Regions from separate parts of the Homo sapiens genome. Here region 2 is linked to region 1. A link is a loop called in an ENCODE intact Hi-C map of the cell type or tissue named here. Cell type or tissue: gastrocnemius medialis. All regions are shown on one strand.

Evidence for each region. Peaks named below come from ENCODE experiments on the same cell type or tissue, not always from the same donor. Only the 100,000 strongest peaks of a DNase experiment are listed, where the experiment ranks them.
Region 2: it touches region 1 in a loop (4-fold over the local background); 4 of 110 quality-filtered maps call a loop at or near these places.

The regions. Positions count from the first base shown.
Region 1 is chr1:118,301,986-118,309,985 of GRCh38, forward strand. No RefSeq gene overlaps it. Among named protein-coding and RNA genes, the nearest start is that of SPAG17, 120 kb to the left of the region's middle. In gastrocnemius medialis, CTCF peaks have their summits at 3,130 and 3,332; DNase peaks (open chromatin) are centred at 326, 1,796 and 3,171; H3K27ac peaks cover 3,517 bases.
Region 2 is chr1:118,984,458-118,992,457 of GRCh38, forward strand. TBX15 (T-box transcription factor 15) reads right to left here and starts at 3,886. Exons shown (of 8, transcript NM_001330677.2): 1 at 3,134-3,886. The coding sequence starts at 3,338. RefSeq lists enhancers at 756-1,433, 2,753-3,286, 3,287-3,819. In gastrocnemius medialis, no CTCF peak of the experiment used is centred here; DNase peaks (open chromatin) are centred at 94, 3,534, 3,964, 5,104 and 2 weaker places; H3K4me3 peaks cover 5,381 bases; H3K27ac peaks cover 6,218 bases.

The DNA.
Region 1 (8,000 bases):
TCAAAGAACGGCATTTGCTTTTTGTTACACAAATTATTTCAGTGTTTAAGGACAAAATGAAACAAAACAGGAAAACCAAATTAACAAGAAAAAATTCCCTCTACAACCTTACCCCTGCCCCGCCCCCCACCATTTTCAAGGGTCTTATGTCAGGAGTGTTTTTTGTTTTTGAAAAGTCTTTTCCTGCCTTACTTGAAAATGGCTTATATCTGCACTACCCAGGTTAATTTTTAGATTTTGCTGGTCTTTTCAAAGACATCTAAGAGAAAGAAGCTCATGGGCTGCGTGTGTAATGTTAAATAAGGTCATGCTTGCTGTTGGTCATGATGGCTCCCACATGACAGGGGACTATTTTTAACTGAGACAATTGGTGAATGACTCAGGAAGACCTTCCAAAGCCAAGTGGCAGCTTGGAGGAATCAAAATTGCTATTAACTGAGGAGAAAATAACTAATGCAGTAGGCTGAAACTGCCCATTTTCTGTTTTCAGTATATCTGGCAACCAAATAATACTATAATAAAACAAATTTTAAAAGCCTCACTAGTACAGATATAGGTATGCTGCCAGCTAAATACTTTGTTGCCTTCCTGGTTCAAAAAATGATTTTGTAGGAAAATAATTTTAGAAAATGTTGAACATAAATACCTCTTTTGGATGTTTACAACATAAGTTTGTATAACAAATGGATGTCACAAAAGATTGTTTATGTTTATGGGGGTGGAAGTAAGGGTAGGGAGGCAAAATTTGTAGAATGCATGCTCCCGGGAACACACTTTAGTATATGCTGATCCAAGCTGATACCCTCCTTTTACAGATGAGAAAAATGGAGACCTTGGGAGGTTGAATAAGTTTCTCAAGAGCACCTAGTTTGTGAATGCAAGAACTAGAACTAAAACCTGATCTATTAGACTTTCCACAGCTCTTGATCATATCTAACCCTCACAGTTACTCAGAGTCTACAACTGATGTGTCAATTAACACTGTAACCATTAGTCTTGTATTTAATTTTCTATTTAAAAATCATTACTCTTCTTGCATTCTCAAATGACCCACACAGCACAAATGTATTTGTTGTTCTTTGAATGGGAGGCACTTTATACAGACAGGTCATTTTATTATTATTAAGGTCCTATTCCTGGTAAATCACAGAACTGGACTTTTACTGCCATGTGAAGCTGTCTTTCTTGACTGATTTTAAAAGGAGTGAACTCTTTAGTGATGATTAAGGGAATTTCAGGCTGGGGGCTGGCCAGTGGAGGAGGCCTGTCTCTCCTGAGACTAGGTGAAGTGATCTAAGGAGCAGGAAGGGAAAAGCCCTTGCCTCCTGCTGCAGTAATAGTAAACACAAGACCTTTAACTTTGAAAAGCACTTTACCTTGTGTATCTGAAATGACTGCTTTAAATATCTAAGGCACATCCAGTGAGCTAAGTGCAAGAACCCTTATCCAGAAAACTATGTTTGTTTGTTTTTTTTTCCAGGATAACTATCTTTTTCCATTAAATCTATACTGTGCCTCTTTTTCTTCAAAATTCTCATCCACATCGAGGAGAGCACAGGTCTGAAGGTGTAGTTGAAAATAAGCAGCACATCAATTTCATGTTGCCTTTGCTATGGTAAGAGACAGCCTCAAGGGCCAGCTCAATGGCACAGTGTTTCAGCAGCGGGTTTGGGTTAGGGTTTAGGAAAGGTCACGTGTCTTTCTTTCAGAGAGGGAAAAAAAAGTTGAAAAGCAGGTCAATAACTCTAGTTATAAGAAGAGTGGCTGCTTCCAGGAAGTGAGTTGCAAGGGCTGGGGTGTATGGGGGTGGGGAGCGCTCTTAATTTAGATCTAGAGTCATCGTTATGTATTAAGTGCCTGTAGACTTTTGTCTAAATTTTAATAAGCTACCTATATGTTTGGCTGGGTTGATTGAATCCACCTGAATAATTTCCTGCCCATTTCAGCAGCATTAATCATATGTACTGTTTCCTGACACTTTTACTAATGTGGTATAGGACATGAACAAAAGCTGTAGTTTCATTCTTTTTGCTGTGCCTAAAATACCCATATGTACTCATATGGATGATTGGCACTTGAAATAGAAAAGAGAGTATGTATTTTTATTTTAAATGGCCGGGATATGCAGGTGAACTCTGCTATGAAGGATGTTGGGAAAAGAATTAATTGAGTAATCTAATTAAATGACAGTAATCAAAAGATGTCTCACTCAGTTCTCATAAAAATACAATGAGGTCACAGTGTTTGGCATTTTACTGATGAGGAAACAGAAAAAGCTCAAAGAGACTGAATAACTTTTCTCAAGGTCACATAATAATAATGACGGCTTCAAAATTAAAATCTAGGTCTGAATCACTTTCACTCTACTCAGCATGTAAAAGTAAATCCCTCCTGACTATTCTTTTATCTTTCAGTGAAGATTCTATAAACACTCCAGAAATGCTCAGGACCTCAGATGATTGACCCAAATATCAAATATTGTATCATAGATATGTTCACATATATACCTATATGAACAATACATATTGTATTATTTTATATTTGTAGAACAAAACTGTTCATTACTGGTTTCATTAGAAGAAATTTATGCTACAAAAATGTTCAGCATGGGCAAATTCTAGACTGCTCTCTTCGGTATGAAGGTGCAATACTAACTCAGAATTTGATAGCCTTTATGAGTCACTGTGAGACCCTTGCCTTCAGTAGTAAGGTTAGGATAATAATATTTGATCCTATTTGTGACATCCATAGTCAAAGATGTTATGAAAGTACGTTGGACTCACATGAAAACAAAACAAACCTGTTGTGGTAAAAAGCATCCATGACTTTGTCAAGGGACCAGTTTTTGCAGATTTCCCAACCTGGTAAATGTCTTAGGAGTCATGAAAAATGCATATAAAAAAGGGGATTAACATTTTGAATGTGCCTGTAGAAATACTTCATATGGGAAAACGTCTTAGTGGTTTTATTGTACTGAATAAAGCCAAAGAAGGATTATTTTTACATTAAACCCCTCACCTAACTAGGACCACCTGGTGTACATTGTGTCACATAAACCAGTGATGTCCCAAATCCCCTTCCAAAAGAAAAGTCACATTGCAAAGGTTCGCCGTGTTCTAATTAGAAGGCACAGTCAGTTCTCCTTTCATACTCTGGGGGGCTGCATGCTGCAATCTTTCAAAGGCACAAGCTCAACCTCTTGGCTGACTAATTTTCCCACTATCTCCCTTTCCTTTTTTCCTGGCTCCTAAAGTGATCATTTAAATATCTTTCCAATGTGTTGAGCCTCTCAAGAAGCAGTTTCTACACATGTTGACACCTATTGGGTGTAACTGGTGAAAGGGCTTCAGTTTTACTAAAGGGCTTCTACTAGCTTCTGTGAACTCCTTGCTATAAAGTGCCACAAGCATTATTAGCAATGACAAATTGGGGGTTTTTGTGAGATTTCTCTTAATAAAAAGAATACCCATTTAGATACTTAAAGCAGTTTGAACATTTCTTAGTTTCCTTTGTACATTTGTAAATTTTATGTATAGTCTACCAGGAAAAATGTATATACACATATTTCCACGTGGTCCTTTAACTTTTAGGAGCCCATCACTCCATTAATCATTGACATGACCTGTTTCATAATGTCTACTTGCACATACAGCAACAACACTCATTTGCAATATTATCATCAAAATAAATTTTAAAACCCTAACATTTATGCATATTACAAGTAACCATTAGATGGTGAATCAGTCAACCTCGAAAATCTAAATATTTCAATTTTTTTAAAAGGCAAATTGACTTCTGATTTGAGATGAATTTTACAAATTTGCTGTTAGAAGTCTACAACCACATTTCCTTTGTATGTGTGTGTGTATAGTTGTGGGTGTAGGTGTATGTTCGTGCGAGTAGGTATATGTGGATTTACCAACTGTTAACATTTTTTTCATATTTACTTACTCTCTCTTCATAAATATACAAATGTATATACATTTATACATATATGTATTTTCTAAACTATTTGTAATTAACATAACTAACATTTATGCATATCGTACTTGGCATTATGTGGTGAAACAGTCAACTTTAAAGTTGTAGACAGCATGACACTTCACCCCTAAATATTTCAAACTCTACTTTCTAAGCAAATGACCCACTTCTATGTAATCACAATATCATTATTATACTTAAGAAATGTAACATATTAAAATTTCTCCAATTGTCTCAAGAATGCCTTTTATAACTATTTTTCTAAAATACAGAATTCAATTAAGGATAACATATTACAATTAGTTATATTGTCTTTTTAGTTTCCTTTAATTTAGAAGAATTCCCTGATGGCTTTTGTCATTCACGACATCACATTTTTGGAGAGTTCAGACAAGTTATCTTGTAGCATGTTCCACAATCTCCTTATGATTCAGTTCAGGTTAAACCTTTTTGGCAAGAATACTCCATAAATGATGTGGGAACCATAAGTACAGCTTGTGCTGTTTTTGGAGCATTCAGAATGAAGATACCATCAACTTCTGCGCCCTTTATGCACAGTTAAGACATCAATCACACATAAGGTATCTCTCTGTCTCTCTTTCTCTCTCTCACACAGACACACACATACAAAGTACACACATAAAAATATCAGACTTTAAAAAAAAAAAGTTATCTATTTTTAAGCCTGGCCATGGATCCCATGAGAATATTCTGGAAAGAGATACAAATTGATTATTTCACTGGCCCCAGCCTAGGATGGTTTTTATTAAAGGGAAGGGATTTGGGAAGAGGATTAAGGTGTCTTTAGGCCTGTGGATGCTGGGTGATAGAAAACCTGAAATCTGTAATGGGACAATATGAGCAAAACAGAACTTGGTCAAAGGAAAGGAAAAGGCAAGGAAGCCGGGGAGTCGCTGAGAGAAGTGATATGGACCAGGGTGGATTGATAGAAGTCTTTTCAAACTCAATGAATTCTAGAGGCAGTGTTTAGTAAATCTTTTGTTAGTTTACTAGGGTTTGCCCTTGGCAAGCTTTATCTTTTTGTTTCTAAGAAATAAAAATAGGAAGAGAAGGCTCGAAAAGCCTTTTGGACAGAAAATAGCACTGAGAAAAACAATATTTTGATGAGTTAGTGCTAAATGAATTAGAAACATGTGGACTGAATTTCCCTTGAAATACAAATGGATTGAATAATTAATGGAAAAAGCACTTGGCAAAATGTACTTGAGGTTTTTATTGAACCCGAACCAAAACATTTGAAAATATTTTGAAATATGTGAAAAGTATAATATACATCTGGATTTGCCCAACCCTACTAAGGATACAGGAAACATTATTTTTATTTAACATTTATATGATAGCTGCAGTGTGCCTCAATCCTAAGGTATTTTTTACAACAGCCCTATGGTGTAGGTTATAATTATTATTTTCATTTTTGGCAAGAAATTTCCCAGTACTTGCACAGTGGGCTTCAAGTAGAAGTTTTTATTAGTCTGTGTTTTTTAGAGGTTTTTGTTCGTAGGAACATTGGACCAGTAGACACAAACCTAGGTCCAAGTCTTGGCTTTACTTCTTATTGACAATCACATTGTATATCTTCTTGGTAGATTTTATCATTTTGTAGTTTCTCCCTTTTCTTACTAATATATTTTGATTTAAACACAATTTTTCCAGATAGTACTACTACTATACCAGCTGTCTTTGGTAACTATTTGCCCAATATATCTGTGGTAGGCAGAACAATGACTTCCTAAAGATGTCCACATTCTAATCCCCAGGACCTGTGAATATGTTATAGTATATGGCAAAGGGAAATCAAGGTAGCAGATGGAATCAAGATTTCTCCTTAAAATAGGGAGATTATTCTGGGTATGCATTCACAAGGACCCTTAAAAGTAGAAGAGGGAGGCAGAAGAACAGAGTCAGAGAAATAGATGTAATGACAGAAGTAAGTTCAGGATTGTGTGATATGATAAGGACTTAACCCACGTTGCTGTCTTTGATGATGGGGAAGGGAGATCACAAGCCAAGGAATGTGGGAGGCCCTTTAGAAGCTGGAAAAAGTGAGGAGCCTTGAGAAAGGAAAGCAGTCTTGCTGACCAGTGTCTTGATTTCAGCTCAGTGCAACCCATTTTGGACTTCTAACCTACACACTAGGAAGGTAACACTTTCGTTTTGTTTAAACCACTAAATTGGTGGTAATTTGTTACAGCAGCAAAGATAACTAATATATATATCATAACATTCTTCATTTTGAAATATTCTTTGCATATTAATTGTGTCTCTTATAAACAGCATTTAGCTAGTTTCTTAAAATTAATTTCACCACTTTCTGTCTCTTGGTAGATATGTAACCTGTTCACATTTCTGCAGTTCTTGAGCTTAAACTATTTGTGCCATAGTATTGCTTTTTAAAGTCTATTTTATTTCCTCTTTTCTACCTTTTGTTGTTTAATCACATTTTTTCTTCCTTTTCCTCTACTAGGTTTTAAAGTTATACAATTTATTTACATTATTTTGATGACAATCTTACATTAAAAAACAAAGTCTTTTGAAGTGTGTATAATACACATATAGGAAAATGTACATCAGAGTTATACAGCTATATGAATTGTCATAAAATAAATACAGACATGTAACCACCATCTTTCAAAGTCTTTTGAAGTGTGTATAATACACATACAGACTTTAAAAAAGTCTTTTGAAGTGTATATAATACACATACAGAAAAATGTACATTAGATTTATACAGCTATATGAATTATCATAAAATAAATACAGACATGTAACCACCATCCATGTCAAAAAATAGAATATTACTTATACTCCATAAAGTCCCCAGTACCCCTCCCTGTCAGTTCCTCCTTTCCAAGGTACCACTATCATGACTTCTAGTTTTAGCACCTTAAAAAAAGTGGAATCATAGATTGCTTTGAGCCTGGGAGGTGGAGGTTACAATGAGCTGAGATTGTGCCACTGCACTCCAGCCTGGGCGACAGAAACCCTGTCTCAAATTAAAAAAAAAAAAAAGTTATTTAAGTATATATTCCTTCTTCCAAGATTAACTTATGTTGTTGTGAATTGCTGTTTTGCATTCATTTCCTTTGCCATAGAGTGTCATATGTTCACCCAAAGACATGCACACAAATGTTTATAGCAATATAATACTATTCATAATAAGTCCAAAGCGGAAGCAACTTAAATGTCTATCAACAGTAAAATGGAGCTGGGTGTGGCAGCTCATACCTGTAATCTCAGCATTTTGGGAGGCCGAGGCAAGTGGATCGCTTGAGCCTAGGAGTTGGAGAGCATCCTGGGCAGCATGGTGAAACCCTGTCTGCATAAAAAAAAATACAAAAATTAGACAGATGTGGTGGCATGCCTAGCAGTCCCAGCAACTCAGGGGGCTGAGGTGGGAGGATTGCTTGAGCCTAGGAGGTTGAGGCTGCAGTGAGCCGAGCCATGACCACACCACTGCACTCCAGCCTGGGTGACAGGGCGAGATACCGTTTCAAAAAAACAAAGCAAAAACAGTAGAATGGATATGGAGATGCTTAGGATGGGGTTACATTGGATTGACTTGTAAACTGAAAATATCAAGTCAAAAAGGCATTTAACACGCTTAACCTACCAAACATCAAAGCTTAGCTTAGCCCACCTTAAGTGTGCTTGGGACACTTACATTAGCCTACAATTGGGCAAAATCATATAATACAAAGCCTATTTTATAATAAAGTGTCAAATATCTCATGTAATTTATTGAATGGTTATAAGGTACTTAAAGTATCATTTCTACTAAATGCATATCACTTTTACACCATTGTAAAGTTGAAAAATCATAAGTCAAACTATCATAAGTCAGGGACCATATATATATACACTGTGGTACACTCATGACTTCACATTTTAACATGCAGAATTAGAGTTTAAAGTTAACCAATATCTTTATCTATTCCTAAATAATATAAGGATTGAGGACAGCATACGTCTTTCATATTATTACAGCCTAAAATTTTAGT
Region 2 (8,000 bases), 680 kb after region 1:
TGAGGTCCGAGCGCAGATGGCGCCGCCGAGCGCCTGAAATATACTTGCAAGGCCGCAGCAATATACTTGCAAGGCCGCAGCCGGAGCAGCTGTTCCAGCCGATCCTAGCTCGAAAGTTCCTCTGTTGCTCTGGGAGAGGGCGGGGGAGAGCAGGCTCGAGAGCCAGGCTCCTCCGAGGCTGGTCTTGAGGCACTTCTCTAGTAGCTTCTCCAAAAGACTGAGAGTGCCGGCGTAGGTATGACAGTGAGGGTACCTCACAGACCCTTCTCCAAAGTCTGGCGGGCCTTGGGGTTTTTCGGGGCCACCAGGCTCGGTGGAATTTTTGAAACGCTTTCGAAATACATAGTTTCCTCTGTGGAGTGAGTGCCTACAACGCGCAGGCCGGACTGATCCCCCGTTGCTGCAGGTTGGTGCCCCAAGCTGCGGGTGCTCGGGCGCCAACTAAAGCCAGCTCTGTCCAGACGCGGAAAGAAAAATGGGCTGTGAAAAAGCAAAAGGCCTCGTCTTTGAATGAAAGTTAAACATTAAAATCTGACCCTAGAGTTGTCTAAAGATCGCGGAATTTTGAAGCTCCGGCAGAGCGGACTAAAAAACGGTGCTATGAGAGATGGTGAGAATACTCTAGGCATGAACGTGTGCGTGTGTGTTTGTGTGTGTGTGTGTGTTTCATTCTTCCCGCAAAACAATTTTTTGTTTTTTTCCTATTCCCGGTTTGTTATCGGCCTAGGGCGGGAGAACCACGCAGCGGCTTCTGGGCCCTAAGGACAAAAGAGTTAAAACAATGAGGCTCACCCGGGAAGAGACGCTGCCCTGGGCACAATAGGGTCGCCTGCATTACTCCTCCATACACACATCTTTAAATGTGTCCCTGTGTGTGTTCGTTAGGGTGCTGTATTACAGAAAAAGAAAGGCCTAAAAACACCCCCAGCCCTGGTCGCGCCTTTCGCTACCGCCTGAGTCTGGAGCCGACAGCTCCACCTCTTCTGCTCCCTGGACCGCCGCGTCTCCACGCCACGGCGCCCTTTTTACTAAAAGATCTTTTCTCATCCTATCAGCAAATCGTTAAGAAAGGCTTAGCCATTGCGGGGGCTCCAACTTAAGGATTCCCCCGGCCCACTAAAAGGCTAGGCCCGGCCTGTAGCCCAGCTCCGCAGAAAGCCAGAGGGTGCTGGGCTTTCAGCTTCTTCCTCCTAGACACTTGCCCCACAAATATATTTCGTTTTCTCTAATCCAAATACCCATCTTTTTCTTTTTTAAAAAATGATAACGTAATGGGAAATGACCAACCGAACTCTGTTACATAAAGTTAGTTCTGTTAGATCTTCCACCCCACCCCCATCCCGCGGGAGCGAGTAAATAGAATTCATGAGCTTAGCTCCCCAGGTTCACGCTCTGGAATGGTTTCTTTTTGCCTCATTCCCTAAGTTTTCTCTCTTCTGCCTCCTGAATGGAGCTCAGGCTAAGGAGAACGGCAGAAAGAGCAAACTCTGATCTGAATCTCTAATTATGACCCCATGTATTACCCATTTGAACATAAGGCCCTAGACGGGCTCCGTGCGATCTGGGGCCTCCCAAGAGAAAACTTCCCCGGGACAGGACGTCTGCCACGCGCAGCTAAACAACTTCTGTTTTTTCCGCCGTGGGGAAAATAAAAGAACCTTACAAATTCTAAGGCGTCATAACCCCTGCAAGAACTTCTAACTGTATGAAGGCCCACGCGAGATTTTGACAATAGATAAATGAGCTGAGGAAATAGGGTCTGGCCAGCGAAGGGAAACACACAGTAGCCCTGGGTGCCTTTCTGGAATGCCCACGCAGGGGTCCGCGTGGACAAGCACTTGCATTCAAATACAGGAAAAGGCTTGGACGGTCGAAATAAATCTCCTTTTAATTTTCTTTTCATCGACTAATAAAAATAATTCCCCAGCACTAAACTCAAATACCGTAACGGGCCACAAAAACACGGAGAATTCATAAAACTCTATCTCTGCAGGTCACCCGCTAATCGCATTATTATTAGCCTCGGGAGCATGGAAATTGAACTGTCACTGCCTAAAGAGAAAATGTAAGCGACAGCTGTCCCTCCTCTGAGTTGGACAGCTTTGTGGCTGAGATCCCCAAGCTCCTGAGCCCCAGACCGTCTCTATCCCAGTGCAGGCCGCTGCCCCCTCCCCGGGCTTGTCAGCGTGTGAAGCGGGGTCTACTCCCCAGCTCTGGCTGTTCAGCAGGAGCACCTTCCAGCATGGTTTTAGAAGTCCGGGCTGGAAAGCTTCTGAAACCGCTAAACCAAGTTGCGAGCGTTGTATGTGCGCGCGCGCACACTCAAGATTCTTCCGACAACAGCTGTTCCCCCGGGCTGTTTTTGCACAGTTGAAATCTTGGCACTTAACACAAAACGTTAAAGTTGGCTTCTCCCCTCCTAGGGTTCTGTTAAAATACAGACATGACATCCCCCCTGCTTTTTACATGTTCCGTGCACATAATATACATGGGTTACTGTAGGATCTGAGACACAAATCAATCGTACCCACACCCTAAATACACAGAGATGTGGGCCCTGAAGAGTGACCCAAGGAGTAAGGGGTCTAACATCCATTCTTGTTTCCGTAAACGCCAAAGGAGTAGAAATATAATTATGTTCCACCATCGAAAAGTTGGTGGGAGAAAGGCAAGGACGAGGTTGAAGGCTAAATGAGACAACTGGTCATTCCCCGAAGACTGAGGTATTGGATTGGAGAACGCCGCGCCAGTCCTCCCGAGTTCTCAGAAGCGAGTCCTAGATCTCGGCTCCCGCCGTTGCCTTCGGCCCGCGCCCCTCCCAATCCCAGGGACCGGCAGCCCTTCATCCACGGACACCCAGAAAGCTGCGCTCTCCACCCAAAAGAAAAAGAAATGCAAACAAACAGGACTCCTTGCTTAGGCTGGCGACGAAAATGCAAGGCTCAGTCCAGCCCCAAAAATTGGTTCCGGTGAATTTAGGGAGGCTCAGGGCATTTGCGCGAAGAAACAGAAACCTATGTTGGGGCAAGGCAGGGCGTCAATGGCAGGGCCTAGCTCCTCACCCGCGACCGGCGACTGGCCCTTCGGCGTCCCCTCTCCGCCCGCCTCCCGCGGTCGGCTGCGACGCACTCACCCGGGTGAGGCTCCAGGCCGTGTGCCGCCGCGTCCTCCGTGTCTCCGAGTGGGCCCGCGGGGCTCAGCGCCTCCATAGACAGGTCCAGCCCCTTCTCCTCCCAGTCTCGCAGTTTCCGTTTTTTATTTGAGCCGATCAAGGCTTCAACGGAGAAGGCATGTGCTCGCGAGCTCAGGGCGACTGCAGATCTTCTCCTTTCACTCATTTTAGCCGCCCACACCCCTGCCTCCGCTTGCCCCCGCTACCGAGGGAGCAGCCGGCGCCCTCAAGCTCTGAGCGCCCACCGGGCCCGGCCCGGGAGAGGCGGAGGCGCGTCGGACGAGGCTGAGACTGCGGCTCGCGGGTCTCTCCACCCTCCCCCTGCGTCCTCCTCCGCCCTCCTCTGCCGGATCCGACCTGCGCCCCTACGCTGGCCCAGCTGCTAGGAACTAGCGCCCCGAGCGCCGCCCGCTCGCTGCATGAGCGCCCGAGTCCTGCTTCCCACCCACCGGGGCAGGCGCTCACAGACTGTGTCCACTGAACTTCATCTTGTTTTTGTTATTATTATTATTCTCTCTCCTCTCTCTCTCTCTCTCTCTCTCCCCTCCCTCTCTTTTTCTCTCCTCCCCCTCTCTCTCTCTTCCTCTCTGCCTTCCCGTCCTCCCTGTGATCCAAACTTCTGGGAAACTTTTTTTTCCGCTAAATTCCTCCCTTCCCGAGGAACAGGGGGCAGGCGGTGCGCTCCTGTCCGAGGGGTGAGGGAGAGGGAGGGGGAGGAAGAAAAAGACTGAGGGGGAAAAAAGCCAGCCCCCAACCAATAGCGAGGAGGGAACAAGAGAAACTCCGAGAGCGCGAACCAATGAGAGGAAGGGAGAGACTGAGGCCCGGGCCAAAGCGCAGCGCCAGTCGTCCCCTGGATGCTCCTGGGCCGACTTTAACCCCTGGCTTCCCGGTTTCCCCATGGGTTACTCCAAGAGGGAGGTAGGACAGTTGAAAGTTGAGGTCTGATCTGCGCCTTTACAAACTCCTGCAAATCCCAAATCCATACGTTTTTCTTCCAGATCTGCTGGTCTCATAGACGCTGCAAGTCCAGAGTCACTTTAGTTGCAGATCTGGAATTTTGGGGCTCTGACAAAATGTTAACCTGTCCAAAATGCCAGAAAACGATTCTGATAATTTCGCGTCAGCCCCTAGGTGCTTTAGAATATTCTGGTTCCTCCTGGATTTCGCCACACAGGTTTTAATGTTCCTACTGAACGTTTTCTAAGCAAATCTGGGTAAGGCAAAAGGAAACAAACAAACAAGCAAACAGAAAGCCCTGTTACTAACCAGGGTCTTGTAACTGAAAATTCAAAGACCGCTTCCTCCTTCCAGCTCTACCTGGTGGAGAAGGAGACACAGGCGCCTTGAGAGCAAGGGGCGGGCGGCGGAGCGCGGGGTTTAGGGCGAGCTCCTCAGGCGTATTCCAGCTGGGCCCCCTCACGCCGCAAATACTCTCTTTCCCTACGGCCCGAACGCTGGGCTGCGCTTCGCCTGTTCCGGGCTCTTGTTGCAGAGAACCTATGGAGAGGTGACAGGCAAGAACAGCTAGGAACTTTAACAGAAGAGAAGGAGCTTTTTCAAAATTCCCTGCAAATCCCGTTACCTCAAGACCATGGCTTTCCCGGCCAGCTGATCTCCCCCCTGGCCGCCCCCTGCCTTTTGCGATCTCTAAGGACTGCATTCAACATGGATTTCTAAGGAATTAAAAAATCCAACGCTCCTGGCCATTCTTAATTCCCACACCTCTTCCCAAGTTACGCCACCGGTCGAGGACGGCAGGAGACCCCCGAGTGCAGAGAAAGCTCAAACCGGCAGCGAAGTCGGTCCTAGCCAAGCTGAAAAAACGTCTCGGATTTCGCGGACAGCGGCCTAGACACAGCCCGATCTTCCAGTCCTAGTGCCCTGGTCGAGACGGTTCTATCCTTTTGCAAAGAAGCCGGAAAGAGCTGGGTCCCGGGGGCGGGGGACAGACTGAGAGGCCAAGCAGGCCAGTCGTGACGACAGCCAGGCCCTTAGAAGTCTCCAAACCTGAAAGTTTAGGTTAGGGGGCCCACAGCCTGTTAAGATTTCTTGTTGTTGTTTTCGCGAGGCCCGGGAGAATCAGCTCTCCCACCTTGCGGCAAGAAAAGATGACTTGTCAGGCCTCTGAAACGCCGAATTCTCTGCCGGACTGCGGAGGGGCCCAGGGAAATCTAGTCTTTATTATTACAGTTGGAAGTGTTCTGGTGCTGAAGGCAACCACAGTGTTGTGAATTCACCTTGGGCCTCTTTGGACAAGAGGCTACTTTTGCCCCCTTCCTTCACCCCCGCCCCAAATTAGGATCCAACCAGGATGTCAGGAAGCTAGCATCCCAGGCGAATGCAAAAAGAACAATGGAAAAGCCACCGGATGAGTGTGATTCAGCCAAGCCTGACCTCCCCGGAGCCTGTGTCTCAGGCTTGGAGGTCCCCAGGGAGCACGAACATGAACTCTGGGGAGCTGGAAGCAGGGTACTGGTCCCCGCCTCCTGCAGCTCTGCCCAGAGGACTTGGGGAGCCCGGATGGAGAGGCGCAGGATCTCCCACTTCAGTCAGCATTTGGCGTTGCTTCCAGGAGTCGTCGCTGAAAGTCAGCGCGCATTCACTGCTACCGGGCTTCAGCAGAGAAGCTGGAGACAAGGCAGACGGGAACCCGCAATTTCCTTCCCCAGCGGCTGGGGCCTCTCTCTCACCTCCCAACTCTGGTGTCGCCCGGCGTTTTCCGCCTGCGGCTGGAGCCTGCCCCTACCAAGCTTGGTGGGGTAGCAATGGGGCCGGCCTCTAGACTTTCCCAGCTCTTTTCTCATCCCCATAGCCGGTATCTCCCATCTCTCTCTGGCAGCCTTTTGCCTTTCACAGTTTCTCACAGGCCTGGTTTGGACTGAGAAGCGGGTACACCATATGCCTCACCCTCTCTGAGACCATGGAATTTTCTCAAAAAGGAGGACTTAGCCTGGGCAACATGGAGAAACCCCATTTCTACAAAAAATACAAAAATTAGCCAGGTGTGGTGGTGTGGGCCTGTAGTCCCAGCTACTCAGGAGGCTGACAGGGGAGGATCACCTGAGCCCAGGAGGTCCAGGCTGAAGTGAGCCGAGATTGCACCACTACACTCCAGACTCGGTGACAGAGTGAGAACCTGTCTTCTCAAAAATAGAAAAAAAGGAAAAAAAAAAAAAAAAGGAGGACTTTTTGGTTATCTAGGAACATAATTGCAAGTCCAGAGGCCCGATTGTTCCTGTGTGTCCAAAGACGCAGCATCTGAGAGGCATACATAGAGGAATGAGCAATGGTTTCAACAGCATGCATCTGCATCCTCTCCGAAGCTTGCACTCCGCAGAGTCAGGAGTCAGCCAGAAGAGTTTCCACACCCCTCCTTCAGATTGCACATAGGCTGCTCCCACCCCCATTCCACAGACACACATATCCTGGAATTGTAGGTTAGGCCACTAAAACCAACCGAACCCAAATGAAAGCAGGATGGTTTTTAACAGTCTTGAAAATAAGGGGTTTCCTCTAAGTAAATGGGAGGAGCAGTGAAAACTCCCGTGACTCTATAGGAGTTAATGTAAGGTTTTTCCCAGAAGCATGCACTCCTTGGTGGGTGACTGCTGATGGGAAGGAAAATCTGGAGAAAGAGTAAGCAGGATGGCTTAATATGTGTGCTTAGGTGTACACTCGTGTGCAGTTGAGGGAGGCTTTGGGAGATTACATGTAAGAATCTGCAAGTGTGATACAAATTTTCCTTCTACTGATTACATCAACGGGCTTTAAAAGTCTCTCCTCATTACCCCAGCTTATCTCTCTTTTAACCTTTATGGGTAAGGGTGGGGTCCGCAGTTTATGAGGCTAATTCCCTAGGCACTACCTAGGTTTCCCTGCTACAGGCTTCAACTTTTCGCCCTGAGTGCATCCTACAGGCGATCCACCCTGAAATGACTCCATTTCAGGGCTGTTTTTGGCCTGAAACTGATTGACAAAGACCAAGCAAGATGTCTGCCTCCCACTTACCCCCTGCAGGTCCCCCAAAAGGAAGCGAAGGTTATTGGATACCTGGGAAGTCTGAGGAGCCCTGGGGTTTCACAGGCTACCTGCAGGGGCTTACAGAGGGGTGGAGGTCCAGGCCTAGTCTTGGAAGGGGAAAAATTAGAAAGAGAAAGGCAATACAGTAACTGTTCACCTACAACTGACCAGGTCCAGATATTTTGATTTTTCAAAGGAAGAGCAGAGTCATGCGACAACAGATCAGAGTCATAAACACAAATAGGCATTCCAAGAAACGGAGCGCCCACATCCTCCACATACCTGTCTTTTCCTCCCATTACCCCACACTGAATAGCACCTTAAATAACACCACTGCTAATGCCTCAATACCAAGGTGAACCACCAGCCGGCTTTGATTTCAGAGTTTTGAGTGAGTAATTGAAAACAAAGTTAAAAATAGTTGGCCAGCCGGACATATTAGGCTGCCCTTAAACACGTGGGTAAGGCACCCTGTGGGGGTGAGAGAATTACAATGAATTCGCCCATCAAGGTAGGTATAAAACATTATGAGGCGTCTATGGGGTGGGAAGAAACCATCTAGACTGCAAGGCGAGCTGGAGCCTAGTGACCAGGTCTGGTTCACCTCCAAACTGTGTGACCTTCGGCAAGTCGATTAATGGCCCATGCCTCAGTTTCCTTATCCTCAGAGTGAAAGGGTTCTTAAAACTTTACAACTAAGCAAAGCAGGCAAGGTCATCGACCGTGGGGCTGGACAGATCTGAGATTTTATTATTGCTGTGATCGAATCTTCTGGGAATGTGAGGTCAACGATTCCACTTTTCAC